Regions from separate parts of the Homo sapiens genome. Here region 2 is linked to region 1. Evidence: chromatin contacts called from ENCODE Hi-C or POLR2A ChIA-PET data. All regions are on one chromosome and are shown on one strand. The core of a region is the stretch at or near the end of the contact, and the rest is flanking DNA. Distances in the headings are between cores, read along the strand shown.

Region 1 (7,309 bases), core at 978-3,477:
AAAATTAGCCTGCATTCAAATCACTATTCTGCAAATTACTAGTAGTCATCTCTGGGTAAGTGTTTAATCAAGTTTTTACATCTCTAATGTGAACAGTATGCCTATCTCACAGGGTTATTGTAATGGTTAAATAAGATACTACATGAAATGCTTTGCTTGAATCTTCACATCTAGTGACACCAAAAGATAGTTTTTCTATTATGAAAGGAATGAGGGAAGATGACAATGTAGCGTATCATATAGTAAGTTTGCATTCGAAAAACAGAAGAGGGAGTTCAAATCCATTGATCCCGGCCTGGCGTGGTGGCTCAGGCCTGTAACCTCAGCATTTTGGGAGGCTGAGGTGGGTGGATCACTTGAGGTTAGGAGTTCAAGACAAACCTGGCCAACATGGAGAAACCCCGTATCTGCTGAACATAGAAAAATCAGCCAGGCATGATGGCGGGCGCCTGTAATCCCAGCTACTGGGAAGCTGAAGCGGGAGAATCGCTTGAACTCAGGTGGCGGAGGTTGCGGTGGGCCGGGATCGCACCACAGCACTCCAGCCTGGGCAACAAGAGTGAAGACCTGTCTCAAAAAAAAAAAAAAAATAGTACCTACACCTCATAAATTGTTAAAAATACTAAATACAGGCTGGGCGGGTTGCTCACGCCTGTAATCCTAACAATTTGATCCGCTGAGACGGGAGAATCACCTGAGCTCAGGAGTTCCAGACCAGCCTGAGCAACATGGTGAAACCCCTAATTTATCAATCTAAAAAAATAAGAAGGAAAGAAAAAAAGCTAAATACACACCATGGCACTTGACCCATAGCAACTGTTGAAAAACCACAATGGCACGGTTACTAAATAAGCGAGGCATAGCCTTCTCCGGCTTAGGGGTAAAAATGCCCAGTTCCGGTTTTGAGGCAAATGAGGAGATACTAGGGATGAGCTGTCAGAGTCGACTCTTCAGCCATCAACGCCTCGCGGTGCTTCCTGCCTGCCCTTCCTCAGATGCTCCCCTTGCCCTATCAATACGTCCACCCCAGGTAGGTCGGACACCCTACGAACATTCCGCGTTCCCCGGGAGCAAATGATGCTAGGAAAACAGGGTGCGGGCTCTTATTTGGCCGGAGTGGAGTGACCAGGTCAGCGCCGCAGCTGCTAACCACCACCAACCACAGTTTTGAAAGTTCCTGGGCTTTTTCCGGCCTGAGGGCCGACGCTGTTTGCAAAATCACAAGCACTCCTTAGAGCGGGGTTAGGAATCTAGAGTTTCCAAATCCCTGGAACCTTTAGCATCTCGCCAAGCCTCCCTCATCAAAGGAGGGAAGTGAAATCAGAGCCCCACTCCGGCTGTTTTAGAAGTTTTCCCGAATCCGTGATCCCTTTACAAAGCCCGGGCCCTGGCCTGCGGGGCGGGGCGCGCGAACGGCGAGCTATTCCACCAGAGATCCCTCCACGACCTCCAGCGGCATCCGCGACCCTGCAGCTTGCTCTCCAGCCACGGCGAGCACGGGCCGGGGGAGAGGCGAGCGGGAAGGGCGAACGGCGACCCCCGCGCTGCCCCGCGGCCGCTTCCCCCTACGGTGCTGCCCCAGGCAGGAGGCGGACAAGGCTCATTTGGACCCCCCGAGGCCGGTGCAGGCGGGCTTGGGCCCTCCAAAGGCTCAGCTTTTGGGTTTCTAAGTAAAATATTGGAATAATAAAAATAAAGGAAGTGACGACGGCGCGAAGGACGGCCCGGGCCTGCGAGGAGAGGCTGCCTCATCCTCCACCCGTGAGGGGGCGCCGTGAGGGGTCTGCGCGGAGGCGGGGGGAGGGGAGGCCGGGGGGAGGGGAGCCCTGGGGGAGGGGACAGCAGGGAAGGCGGGGGCCTCAGGCACCGAGGAGGAGAGGGCAGGGGCGCGGGGGCCTCACCGGGGGTCCTCGAAGCGCACGAAGGCGAAGGGCACGAGGCCGTGCCGGTTCTTGAGCTCGATCTCGCGGATGCGGCCGTACTTGTAGAACAGGTCCTCCAAGTCCTTCTCGCGCACGTCGGTCGGAAGGTTCCCCACGTAGATGCGCCCGTCGCCCTCGCCGCCGCGCTCGTCCGCCCAGCCCGACATCCGCACCGCCCGACGCCGCGGGCCCGCCGCAGCCCACGTCGCCGCCGCCGCCTCAGCACGGGTCCCCCCGCAGCGTCCCCGCGGGCTCCGAGGCGCTCAGCCGCACTGCATTGTGGGAACGCGGAGCGGAAGCGAAGGGGTCGGCGGAGGCAAAAGGAGTCCTCTTAAAGAGAACGCGGCTGCGACCATTGCGCGTGCGCGCAGGCCGGCGCCCCCTGGAGGTGCGAAGGGCCTTCGGGCGCTGACAGGGAGAGCCTGGGGCCGGGCCGTGTGGATGCCATCCCCGAGCGCGGTTCGCGCTCGGCTGAGGCGCTGGACAAGTGGCTTGGGCTCCCGCGCCTCAGTTTCTCTCTGTGGCGCCGCCTACCTCACAGACTTGTGAGCACTCACTGACGTGGGTAGCGCCCAGGGCCTGCGGGGCGCAGGAGAGCTGGAGTCAGGCGGAGACCGCAGGCTGACCCCGCAGCGGCCGGGCTGTCGCGGCCCCCACCTCAGGTCAGTAGGCCCCCGGGCCACCCTGTCCCCATTTTACAGTTGCTCAGAACTGACGGTGTCAGCATGAGATGGACTCCATAGCTTGGCCTTGAGTTTGTCGGAGTCGAGGGAGTAAGACTCTTAATGAGTATCACAGCGATCACTATAGAGTGCATCCGACTTGTGCTTTTCATCCTCTCCCGGGCAGAGTCTGAGGCCACAGAGGGGTCAGGAATGGAACCCAGAGCCATGCTCCCATCCTAAGTACTGAGTCCTTATGGAGCTCAGGTAGACACCCACCTTGGCACTTACTTTTCCACATTCACATCCCAGAACGCGGAGCATTGAACCCAGGGACCTTACAGTGAGGCCTTGCACCAGAAGACTTTTTGTTTGTTTTTGATACAGGGTCTTATTCTGTTGCTCAGGCTGGAGTGCAATGGCGCGAACACGGCTCACTGCAGTCTCGATCTCGCTGGACTCAGGTGATCCTCCCACCTCGGGGCGCCGTGAGGGGTCTGCGCTGCGTCCAGCTAGTTTATTTTCTATTTTTTTTGTAGAGAGGCTGGTCTCGAACTCCTGGGCTCAACCGATCCTCCAGCCTTGGCCTCCCAAAGTGTTGGATTACCGGCTTGAGCCCGGCGCCCGGCTGGAATACTCCTAACCTAAAGATTGTTCAGGCTGGGTGCGGTGGCTCACGCCTGTAATCCCAACACTTTGAGAGGCCAAGGCGGGAGGATCACTTGAGGTCAGTAGTTCGAGACTAGCCTGGGCAACATGGGGAAACCCCGTTTCTACTAAAAATACAAAAATTAGCTGGGCGTGGTGGCGTGTTCCTATAATCCCAGTTACGCGGGAGGCTGAGGCAGGAGAATTGCTTGAGCCCGGGAGGCGAAGGTTGCAGTGAGCCGAGATCATGCCACTGCACTTCAGCCTGGGTGACAGAGTGAGACTGTCTCAAAAATAAATAAAGATTTTTCATATTAAAAATGAAACCTGGCTGGGCGTGGTGGCTCATGCCTGTAATCCCAGCACTTTAGGAGGCTGAGGTGGGTGGATCACTTGAGGCCAGGAGTTCAAGACCAGCCTGGCCAACATGGCAAGACCCGCCCCCCTACTAAAAATACAAAAAAAAAAAAAAATTAGCCAAGCTTGGTGGCACGCCTGTAGTCCCAGCTGCTTGGGAGGATGAGGCACGAGAATCGCTTGAATCTGGGAGGCAGAGGTTGCAGTGAGCCGAGATTGTGCCACTGCACTCCTCCAGCCTGGGTGACAGAGGGAGACTCTGTCTCAAAAACAAGACAAAACAAAAACAAACAAAAAAAGGGACTAAAACCACACATTTAATCAGAAGGTAGTTGATTTCTCATTATACCATCTGAGCATTTTAAAATCAAAACAAACCAAAGACTAGACACCCACATATACTACTGAGTGTATATCTTTTTTGGAATACAAGTTGATAGTATACATCAGGCTTTCATAATATACATATACCCTTCGATCTTGTAATTCTGCTTGTAGGATTTTTTGTTTGTTTGTTTTGAGACGGAGTCTTACACTGTCACCCAGGCTGCAGTGCAGTGGCGTGATCTCGGCTCACTGCAAGCTCCGCCTCCCAGGTTCATGCCATTCTCCCGCCTCAGCCTCCTGAGTAGCTGGGACTACAGGTGCCTGCCACCACGCCCGGCTGATTTTTTTATATTTTTAGTAGAGACAGGGTTTCACCGTGTTAGCCAGGATGATCTCAATCTCCTGACCTCGTGATCCGCCTGCCTCAGCCTCCCAAAGTGCTGGGAATACAGGCGTGAGCCACCGCGCCCAGCTGCTTGTAGGATTTTTATCAGACGGAAATAAGCAAGAGATTCTCATAATAAATTACATGTGTATATTTATCATTGCATTCTGTGCAATTAAAAAAATTAAACTTGATAATAAGGGAGTGGCTCAACACATTAACTTTGAATGTTACACAATTATTAAGTCATGTTTTTAATATGACAGAGATATTAAAGTCACAGTAATTTACAGTTAAAGTGAATTGAAAGTGGTGTTTAATGTATACACATATATAGTGTATTTGCTGCTTGTAACAAAAAAAAAATAGAAAAAGCTTTCCAAATGTTGTGGTTGTGGAGATATCTCTTGATGGCAGTGATTTCTATGTTTTTATTTATGCTTTTCTGTATTTCTCAAATTGTAATTAGCATGCACTACTTTTATAATTGGAATAAAACATAATAAATGATTCCTAAAATAAAACCATTATAACTATCTGTTGTATTCTGGATTATGTAAAGCATCTAGCTGTTCTCTAGACAAGCAGGAAAGAGCCCTGGCCAAATATGATCTCGAGTCTAAGTGTGCAGCCTTATAGGAGCTTACATATCCTATAGGCATCCGAAAGTCCAGATGCCTTCTCATTTTGGGTGGTGTGCTTAGGTGTATTAATACCATTCTCTGAGTCCTACCACTCCTATGTGATTGTTGCCTGGAAAGACAAAAAAGGAAAAAAAAGTGCTGTTGGAGACAATTGGGCAGTCTCCTAGGGAGAGAGAAATAGAGTCAGCTAAGTGACTCAATAGGACTGTAGGTGGAAAACTGCTTGCAAATAATAATAATTCAGCTTTAATTGTGCAATGTCCTGCAGCATACAATCTCCAAAGGAGTTCAGTTACCCAGCAGAAAATGTAGGGATGTGGTTAGTACAGGCTTCTTGGATTAGATAGAGCACAGCTAAATCCTTAGGAGGCATTTATGATCATCCATGAAACCCCCTTTATTCCTGTACTGACCTTTGCAGTTAGAACACAAATGAGACCACAATTATGACTTCATGTTCAAAGGGTTCATAGGTTCCATTCTCTGCTAAGGCCAGAGACTCTAGGCAGGGACACCTTTTAAACTTTTTGTTCATCTAGATATTCAACATTATTTATGATTTAGGTCCTGTATGAGGCCCAGGGCATGCAATAATACAGCTCTGTCCTTGAGTTGTGTATATAGGTTGCTATTCGGTCATGTAGAGTACAGTTGTGATAAGGATAAGCTGCTTGAGACTACATCGGAGGGTCACCTACCACAGTCTTAGAGATTCTAAGGAAGGCTTCTGGGAGGAGATGTTTAGAGTCTTGAAGAACCAGTAGGAGTTAACCAGGGGGAAGAGGGAAGGGCATTTCAGACAAAAATGAGGGCATGACTGCTGAGTGCAGTGGCAGTAATCCCAGCACTTTGGGAGGCTGAGGCAGGAGGATGGCTTGAGTCCAGGAGTTTGAGACCAGGCTAGGCAATGTAGTGAGACCCCTATCTCTACAAAAAACTTAAAAATTGCCAGGCCCAGTGGCTCATGCCTGTAATCCCAGCACTTTGGGGAGGTCAAGGTGGGTGGATCACTTGAAGTCAGGAGTTCGAGACCAGCCTGGTCAACATGGCAAAACCTCATCTTTACTAAAAACACAAAAATTAGTCGGAGGTGGTGGCGCACACCTGTAATCCCAGCTACTTTGGAGGCTGAGGCAGGAGAATTGCTTGAACCCGGGAGGCAGAGGTTGCAGTGAGCCGAGATTGCGCCACTGAACTCCAGCCTGGTCAACACCGAGACTCTGTCTCAAAAAAAAAAAAAAAAAAAAATTAAAAAATTATCTAGGCATGGTAACGTGCACCTGTGGTCTCAGCTACTTGATCTCGAACTCTTGAGCTCAAGTGATCCGCCCATCTCGGCCTCCCAAAGTGCTGGGATTACAGGCATTAGCCACGGCACCTGACAGTCCCAGCTACTTAAGAGGCTGAGGTGGGAGGACTGCTTGAGCCTGGGAGGTTGAAGCTGTAGTTAGCCATGATTGCACCACTGCACTCCAGCCTGGGCAACAGAGTGAGACTCTGTCTCAAAACATAAAAAAGGACACCATGAGAAATCACCCAAATAGGAGAGAGAGTAGCAGACCAGGGAAAATCCCTACTGGTGTGACTGGGGCAAGGAGTTCAAGCAGGGAAGAAGAGAGAAGGAGCTGAGGCACCACCAGCCTGGGCAACATGTTAAAACCCCGTCTCTACAAAAAATACAAAAATTAGCTGGGCATGGTGGCACACACCCATAGTCCCAGCTACTTGGGAGGCTGAGGGGGGAGAATCACTTAAGCCCAGGAGGCAGAGGTTGCAGTGAGCCAATATTGCACCGCTGCACTCCAGCCTGGGCGACAGAGTGAGATCCTGTTACAGAAATGGGCTTGTCCTTCTTTTCACCAAACTGAAAAGAAGCCTTTGATGTTGGCAGACTATTAAGAATTAATGCAGTTCCCACAGCAAGCCATTTATTCTCCACCAGAGTGTAGGGCAGTGCCCAACTGAAAAAAACAACATAAAAAAAAAAAAAAATCCCAAAACCAACAACAGCTCGGGTGATGAGTGCATGAAAATCTCAGAAATCACCACTAAATAACTTAAAGAACTTATCCATATAACCAAACACCACCTGTTCCCCAAAAACCTATTGAAATAAAAATTTAAAACAAACAAAAAACCAACAACGCCAGGCATAAAACATGCTGCAAACCTGCCCATCTGGTTTTCTCCTTTTCTCTGTGACATCAGTCCCCTCTGGCATCCCAGCAAAATATTTTCCTCTCTGTCAGGCTCAGTCATGAGCTCCTCCCAGACCTTGGCCCTAGGTATCAGTGGGCAGAGAGGAAGTGATGGGGGAGTAGACCATCTGAGAAGATGAGGAACTGGTCCCGCCTGGCAGGAGAG
Region 2 (6,503 bases), core at 1,448-3,947, 3.2 Mb after region 1:
TTGCTTATACAAGATTTCATGCTATACCCAGATGCTTACATTTAGGGTGCTGAATTAGGGGATCACAATAAATAATACTAATACCAGAATTTATTCTGGAATATTCCCTGTAGCATCTGTACAGAATCTGGCACAAGGTGGAGGCCTAATAAACACTTATAAAGCTGAACTGCTACTGAAATTTACGCATCATGGTTAACACAATATAACATAGTCACTCTCGATTCAAAGTCTGTTTCACTTATGAAAGGGATCCTTTTCATGACAACGTAAGAGCTCTCTCCAGATTGAAAGGTCTGAAATGAAGGCAGAAGCTGAGCTTGGAGCTGTATTACTACTTTATGCAGGCAAACATGCATCTCTCACTTTCTACATTTCTAAGAGTCATTAGAAGACTTTCCTGGCCGAACATGGTGGCTCACGCCTGTAATCTCAGCACTTTGGGAGGGCGAGGCGGACGGATCACCTGAGGCTAGGAGTTTAAGACCACTGTGGCCAACATGGTGAAACCCTGTCTCTACTAAAAATAAAAAAATTTGGCCGGGCCCGGTGGCTCACGCCTGCAATCCCAGCACTTTGGGAGGCCGACATGGGCGGATCACGAGGTCAGGAGATCGAGACCATTCTGGCTAACAAAGTGAAACCCCGTCTCTACTAAAAATACAAAAAATTAGCTAGGCATGGTGGCGGGCGCCTGTAGTCCCAGCTACCTGGAGGCTGAGGCAGGAGAATGGCATGAACCTGGGAAGCGGAGCCTGCAGTGAGCCAAGATGGCACCACTGCACTCCAGCCCGGGTGACAGAGCGAGACTCCGTCTCAAAAAAAAAAAAAAAAATTTTGCCAGGCGTGGTGGTGCATGCCTGTAATCCCAGCTACTCAGAAGGCTGAGGCAGGAGAATCGCTTGAACTTGAGAGGCAGAGGTTGCAGTGAGCCGAGATTGTGCCATTGCACTCCAGCCTGGGAGACAAGAGCAAAACTCTGTCTCAAAAAAAACAAACGGCCGGGCACAGTGGCTCACACCTGTAATCCTAGCACTTTGGGAGGCCAAAGCGGGCAGATTGCCTAAGCTCAGGAGTTCGAGACCAGCCTGGGTAACATGGTGAAACCCTGTCTCTAAAATACAAAAAAATTAGCCGGACAAGGTGGTGCACACCTATAATCCCAGCTACTCAGGAGGCCAAGGCAGGAGAATTGCTTGAACCCAGGAGGCGGAGGTTGCAGTGAGCCAAGATCTCGCCACTGCACTCCAGCCTGGGTGACAGAGTGAGGCTCCGTCTCTTTAAAAAAAAAAAAAAAGAAAAGAAAAAAAAGACTATCCTAAGTCCCAGAGTGTTAACAGATGACTCTCTATATACCTTTATCTCTCTTCAAGAACTCCAGCAACGTCCGGATGGCAGCCACTGCTGAGGCCATGTCAGGATCTTCTTTCATCTGAGACTTAAAGTATTCAATTAACTCTGGAAAAAGGGAAAAAAGTGATTCACCTAATTCATTTAGCAGCCTATAAGGCAAGAGAGCTTGTTAATGACTGTTGACTTTAAGAAGCAAACAATTTAAAAAATACTTTCTTTTTAGGGTATTTGGTTTCAGGGATGCAATAAATGTTGATGGGAATAGAGAAAATACCACTTTGCTGTTTGCAAGAGCTCTTTTTTATTTTGAAAAAGCTACTGGTGGCCGGGCGCGGTGGCTCACGCCTGTAATCCCAGCACTTTGGGAGTCCGAGGCGGGCGGATCACGAGGTCAGGAGATCGAGACCATCCCGGCTAAAACGGTGAAACCCCGTCTCTACTAAAAATACAAAAAATTAGCCGGGCGTAGTGGCGGGCGCCTGTAGTCCCAGCTACTTGGGAGGCTGAGGCAGGAGAATGGCGTGAACCCGGGAGGCGGAGCTTGCAGTGAGCCGAGACTGCGCCACTGCACTCCAGCCTGGGTGACAGAGCGAGACTCCGTCTCAAAAAAAAAAAAAAAAAAGCTACTGGTGTGCAAGGCCTAAAAATTAAGCCCGAGTAAATGATGATGAAAAGTCATTCTCTCTTCAGCCTCTTTGGTCCTAAAATCTGAGAGGATCCCAGAGTCAACCATCTTGCCAATTTCTCCTGCACCCCTCCAGACAGTCTATGCTAATACATGTCTATTCACATACACATATATGTTACAAATATTATACATGGAGTTCCACCCACTCCCCTTTATTTCTTTACATGAAAAGTGTATTAGTTTGCCCTTGTTTTTCACTTAATAACCATACTAGATGAGCACATCAAATATGCCTTATTCATTCTAATTTTAATGACAGATCCAACAAGGCAGGAAGGAGACTGGCACTGGGAAGGAGCGTATGTGTGGGAGGGATGCCTGCAGATACTGCCAGGGCGCATCCCTGAAAACAAGAGCAGCGCGAGGGATTTAGTTGTGACTCTGGAAACACAACCAGCGGAGCAGCCTGAAATTCAAAAGAAATCTCTTCGGGAGCTCAGCCTGGATGTGAGAGGTTGGGGGGACCCCTGAACGGCGCTGCTGTAGCCTAGCAGCCCTGGCCTGTCTTGATTTACCCTTGTCGTCCATGGCGTCCTCCTGCTGCGGAGCCCCAGGGGACCCGAGCCGCCCGCGCTGTCTCGAACGGGTCCGCCGGCCGCGCCGCCTGCGAGCCAGTCTGACAGCGCGCTGCACACCTCCGCACCCCACTTCCGGCGCACTTCCGTACCCCTCTTCCGGCGCACTCCCCGCACTCCACTTCCGCAGATTAGGGGGCTGGCACGAGTCACAGCACCTCGTGCGTCACTTGGCGGCGCCGGACGTTGGGCTGCGCAGGATTTGAGACGCTCCCCTGACCACCACTTGCTCTGCGCTGAGGTGCTGGGACAGCCATGGTTTCAGACGGTGAGGACCCTGCAGGGCGGGACTTCGACTCCGGGGCTCGGCTGTCTCGGTCCGGCTACGACTGGCCAGATGGAATGTGTCTTTTGGGCTGGATAGAATCCGTTTGGTCTTTAGAGGAGTAGCCAAGGCATTCAGTCATTCATTCAGTAAATAGTTTTGGATCGCCTCCTGTGTACAGGCATTATTTTCTGGATTTTAGCAGAGATCGTGACAGACAGGGGCCTTAGTGGAGGTTACAGTCTACTGGGTGAAACAGATGACAATAAATAAAAATAATTTCGGCCGGGTCGCACCCCGGTGGATTAGGCCTGTAATCCCAGCACTTTGGGAGGCCGAGGAGGGAGAATCGCTTGAAGCCGGGAGTTCGAGACCTGCCTGGGCAACACAGCCAGACCCCATCTCTACAAAAAAAATGAAATATTAGCCGGGCGTGGTAGCGCGTGTCTGTGGTCCCAGCTACGCGGGAGGCTGAGGCGGGAGAATCACTTGAGCCCAGGAATTCGAGGCTTCAGTGAGCTATTATGGCAGTACTGCACCCAGCATGGCCGACAGGGCATGACCTCGTCAATAAAAAATTAAAAAATAAATTATTTTTCAAAGGATGAAAAGAGCTATGAAGATGATGTAACAGTACGGTCCTAGTTACAATAGTACATTGTGACTAGGATTGAGGAGGAGCTGTTTTAGATAGGGGCCTAGGAAAAGTGCAGGATATTGAAACCGACTTGAATGATTATGTGAAGTTCTGGGGGAAGTGCACTTTAAGTGCATGGGCCCTGTGGCAGATTGAGCCACCAAGTTACACTGAGAAGGGAGAAATGGAGAGCTTGCGGGTAGAGGATGGTGGGGAGACTCATTCATACATTAAACTACCACATACAGAGTCAGATGTCTTGAAGATTTAAAAGGAGGCTAGAGGGATGAGATCAGAGAACCAGCCAGTTTCAGGTCATGCAGGGCCTTATTGGCCGTGATAGAGAAGTTGGCCTTTATTTTTAGGTGCAATACAAAGACATTGTAGAGTTTTAAGCCAGAAAGTGTTATGATCTGGTTTGCAATTTTAAAAGATCACTGTGGCTGTTGTGTGGAAAATGGACTGTGGGGAGCAAGAATAGAGATAGGGGAGTCCTTTCAGGAACTGTAATAATTGTCCATCCTCTCTTAATTGATGTGAAACCATACCACAACCCTGTGAGGGAGGCAGGCCTGGCATTGCTCCTGTCTACAAATGAGGTAGCGAACTAAAGAAGGAAATTCACAGGGTCATTGCATGTGTATAGATGCACACCTTTCTTTACAGGCAACGCTTTTTCTGTCTGGCAGACACAGTTGTATTAAGTGCTTCTGTCCTAGGTGCTTTGTTGTGTGATTTACACATTTTTTTGTTTTGTTTTTCTATTAAAAAAGAAAAAAAGTGGCTGGGCACAGTGGCTCACGCCTGTAATCCCAGCATTTTGGAAGGCCAAGGTGGGTGGATCACTTGAGGTCGGGAGTTCGAGACCAGCCTGGCCAACATGGTGAAACCCCGTCTCTGCTCAAAATACAAAAAAATTAACCGGACAAGGTGGCGCACACCTATAATCCCAGCTACTCAGGAGGCTGAGGCAGGAAAATTGCTTGAACCCAGGAGGCAGAGGTTGCAGTGAGCCAAGATCGTGCCACTGCACTCCAGCTTGGGCGACAGAGCAAGTCTCCGTCGCAAAAAAAAAAAAAAAAAAAAGGTAGAGATAAGGTCTCACTGTTTTGCCCAGGCTGGTCTCAAACTCCTGGGCTGAAGCAATCTTCCTGCCTCGACCTCCCAAAGTGTTGGGATTACAGGCGTGAGCCACTACACCAGTTCTGATTTACACACATTATTTTATCCTAGGATTAGCAAATTCCATCATTTTTTAAGAAGTCCACAGTCTTAAGTGGGCAGGACTGGGACGAGAGATCAGAAGCACAACTAACTGTAAAATAAAATAGTAAGTGCTAAGTGTCATTAGAAGAGAGAGCTGTGGGTTGTCAGAGGTGGGCAGTGGGGCAGTGAAGAGCCACAGTCTTTATAGTCAAGCAGATCTGTCTTTAGAACAGGGCTTTGGCCTTGCCACTTGTTAGCAGGCCATATGTGACTTAGGACAAGTTACTTTCATTTGCAGAATACGAATACCATATATCATATTTCAGCTAATCTAAGATAATATTGATTATGAGATGTGCCCTTATTTAATATACCATTAAGAAAGAAAAAATGCTGCTAATCTTAATGATAAAGATACCATCCAGATGTCAACAACTATTCAATGTAAAAAACAAGGGGTGGGGGTCATCTTATAATTGATGAAAAATGGCAGGAAAATGTCCTTTGCTGGGTGGTTGTCAGGGTGGAATGGGATTTTGGGATTGCAGATTCCGGTGCTTAGTGCAGAGGAGGCTGGCATTCCTTCTGCTCTGAGATAGGGGAGTCATGAAGAAGAAAGAGTTTGCGCTGGTTTGGGGCTTTGAGGAGTAATTGGGATTTGAATACACAGAAATCAAAGATGGGGTAGAGATTCTCCTAATGTAGAAGACAGGACTGCAGGAAGCAAAGTACGGAGGGAGGAAAGGCATTACTGCTCTTTGCTATTAAATGAGCATCCTAGAGCCGGGCACGGCGGCACATGCCTGTAATCCCAACACTTTAGGAGGCTGAGGTGGGAGGATCACTTGAGCCCAGGAGTTCGAGACCAGCCTAGGCAACAAAGTGAGACCCTGTCTCTACAAAAATTTAAAAATTAGCCAAGTGGCTGGGTGTGGTGGCTCATGCCTGTAATCCCAGCACTTTGGGAGGCCAAGGCGGGCAGATCACCTGAGGTCGGGAGTTCGAGACCAGCCTAACCAACGTGGAGAAACTCTGTCTCTACTGAAAATACAAAATTAGCTGGGCGTGGTGGTGCATGCCTGTAATCCCGGCTACTCAGGAGGCTGAGGCAGGAGAATCGCTTGATCCCGGGAGGCGGAGGTTGCGGTGAGCCGAGATCGCGCCATTACACTCCACCCTGGGCAACAAGAGCAAAACTCCGTCTCAAAAAAAAAAAATAATAATTAGCTGGATGTGGTAGTGCACGCCTGTTGTCCCAGCTGTGTGGGAGACTGAGACAGGAAGATCACTTGAGCCCAGGAGGTCAAGGCTGCAGTGAGCTATATTCGTGGCACTGTACTCCAACCTTGAGACCTTGTCTCAAAAATTTGTTTAAAAATACATAAATAAATAAATGAGCATCCTGGGCCTTTCATAACAGTGTATACTCACAGGTTTGTATGTCTGTCTGTCACCTCAATTAGAGTATAGTCTCTTTGAGGGGTTGGACCCAGTATCCCCAACACCTAACACTGGTAGTGTGAAAGTTTGTTGAAGGATTAATGTGTTTGGGGTGGTGCGTGCATGTAGTCCTTACTACTGGGGAGGCTGATGCAGGAGGATCACAAGCCCAGGATTTCAAGACCAGCCTGGGCAATTTATTGAGACCCCCCCATCTCTTAAAAAAAACCCAAAAAACAAAAATCCAAATGAATGATTAATGTGTTGTGGTAGCCTGTTTAGTTTAGAGAATAGAATTCCTCTTAACAGTAAAATCTTGACGTAGGAATTGCTTTTCCC

The links. A loop is a pair of places that touch in the nucleus more often than their neighbours do. ChIA-PET counts read pairs that join two places held with the same protein, here RNA polymerase II (POLR2A). Pooled maps may share reads with other maps.
Region 2: a loop to region 1 is called in a pooled map, with 6 times the contacts of the local background. The contact joins the promoter of EIF2B1 here to the promoter of SRSF9 in region 1. A Hi-C loop is called at or near these places in 1 of 50 pooled maps. POLR2A ChIA-PET finds 5 or more read pairs at or near these places in 2 of 52 experiments (B cell and activated naive CD8-positive, alpha-beta T cell).

What each region holds. Positions count from the first base shown.
Region 1 is chr12:120,467,521-120,474,829 of GRCh38, forward strand. SRSF9 (serine and arginine rich splicing factor 9) reads right to left here and starts at 2,228. Exons shown (of 4, transcript NM_003769.3): 1 at 1,902-2,228. The coding sequence starts at 2,089. It also overlaps a transcript of DYNLL1 not described here. RefSeq lists silencers at 1,467-1,636, 1,887-2,186.
Region 2 is chr12:123,630,989-123,637,491 of GRCh38, forward strand. EIF2B1 (eukaryotic translation initiation factor 2B subunit alpha) reads right to left here and starts at 2,698. Exons shown (of 9, transcript NM_001414.4): 1 at 2,557-2,698; 2 at 1,357-1,458. The coding sequence starts at 2,569. GTF2H3 (general transcription factor IIH subunit 3) reads left to right here and starts at 2,841. Exons shown (of 13, transcript NM_001516.5): 1 at 2,841-2,884. The coding sequence starts at 2,872. RefSeq lists an enhancer at 2,725-2,914.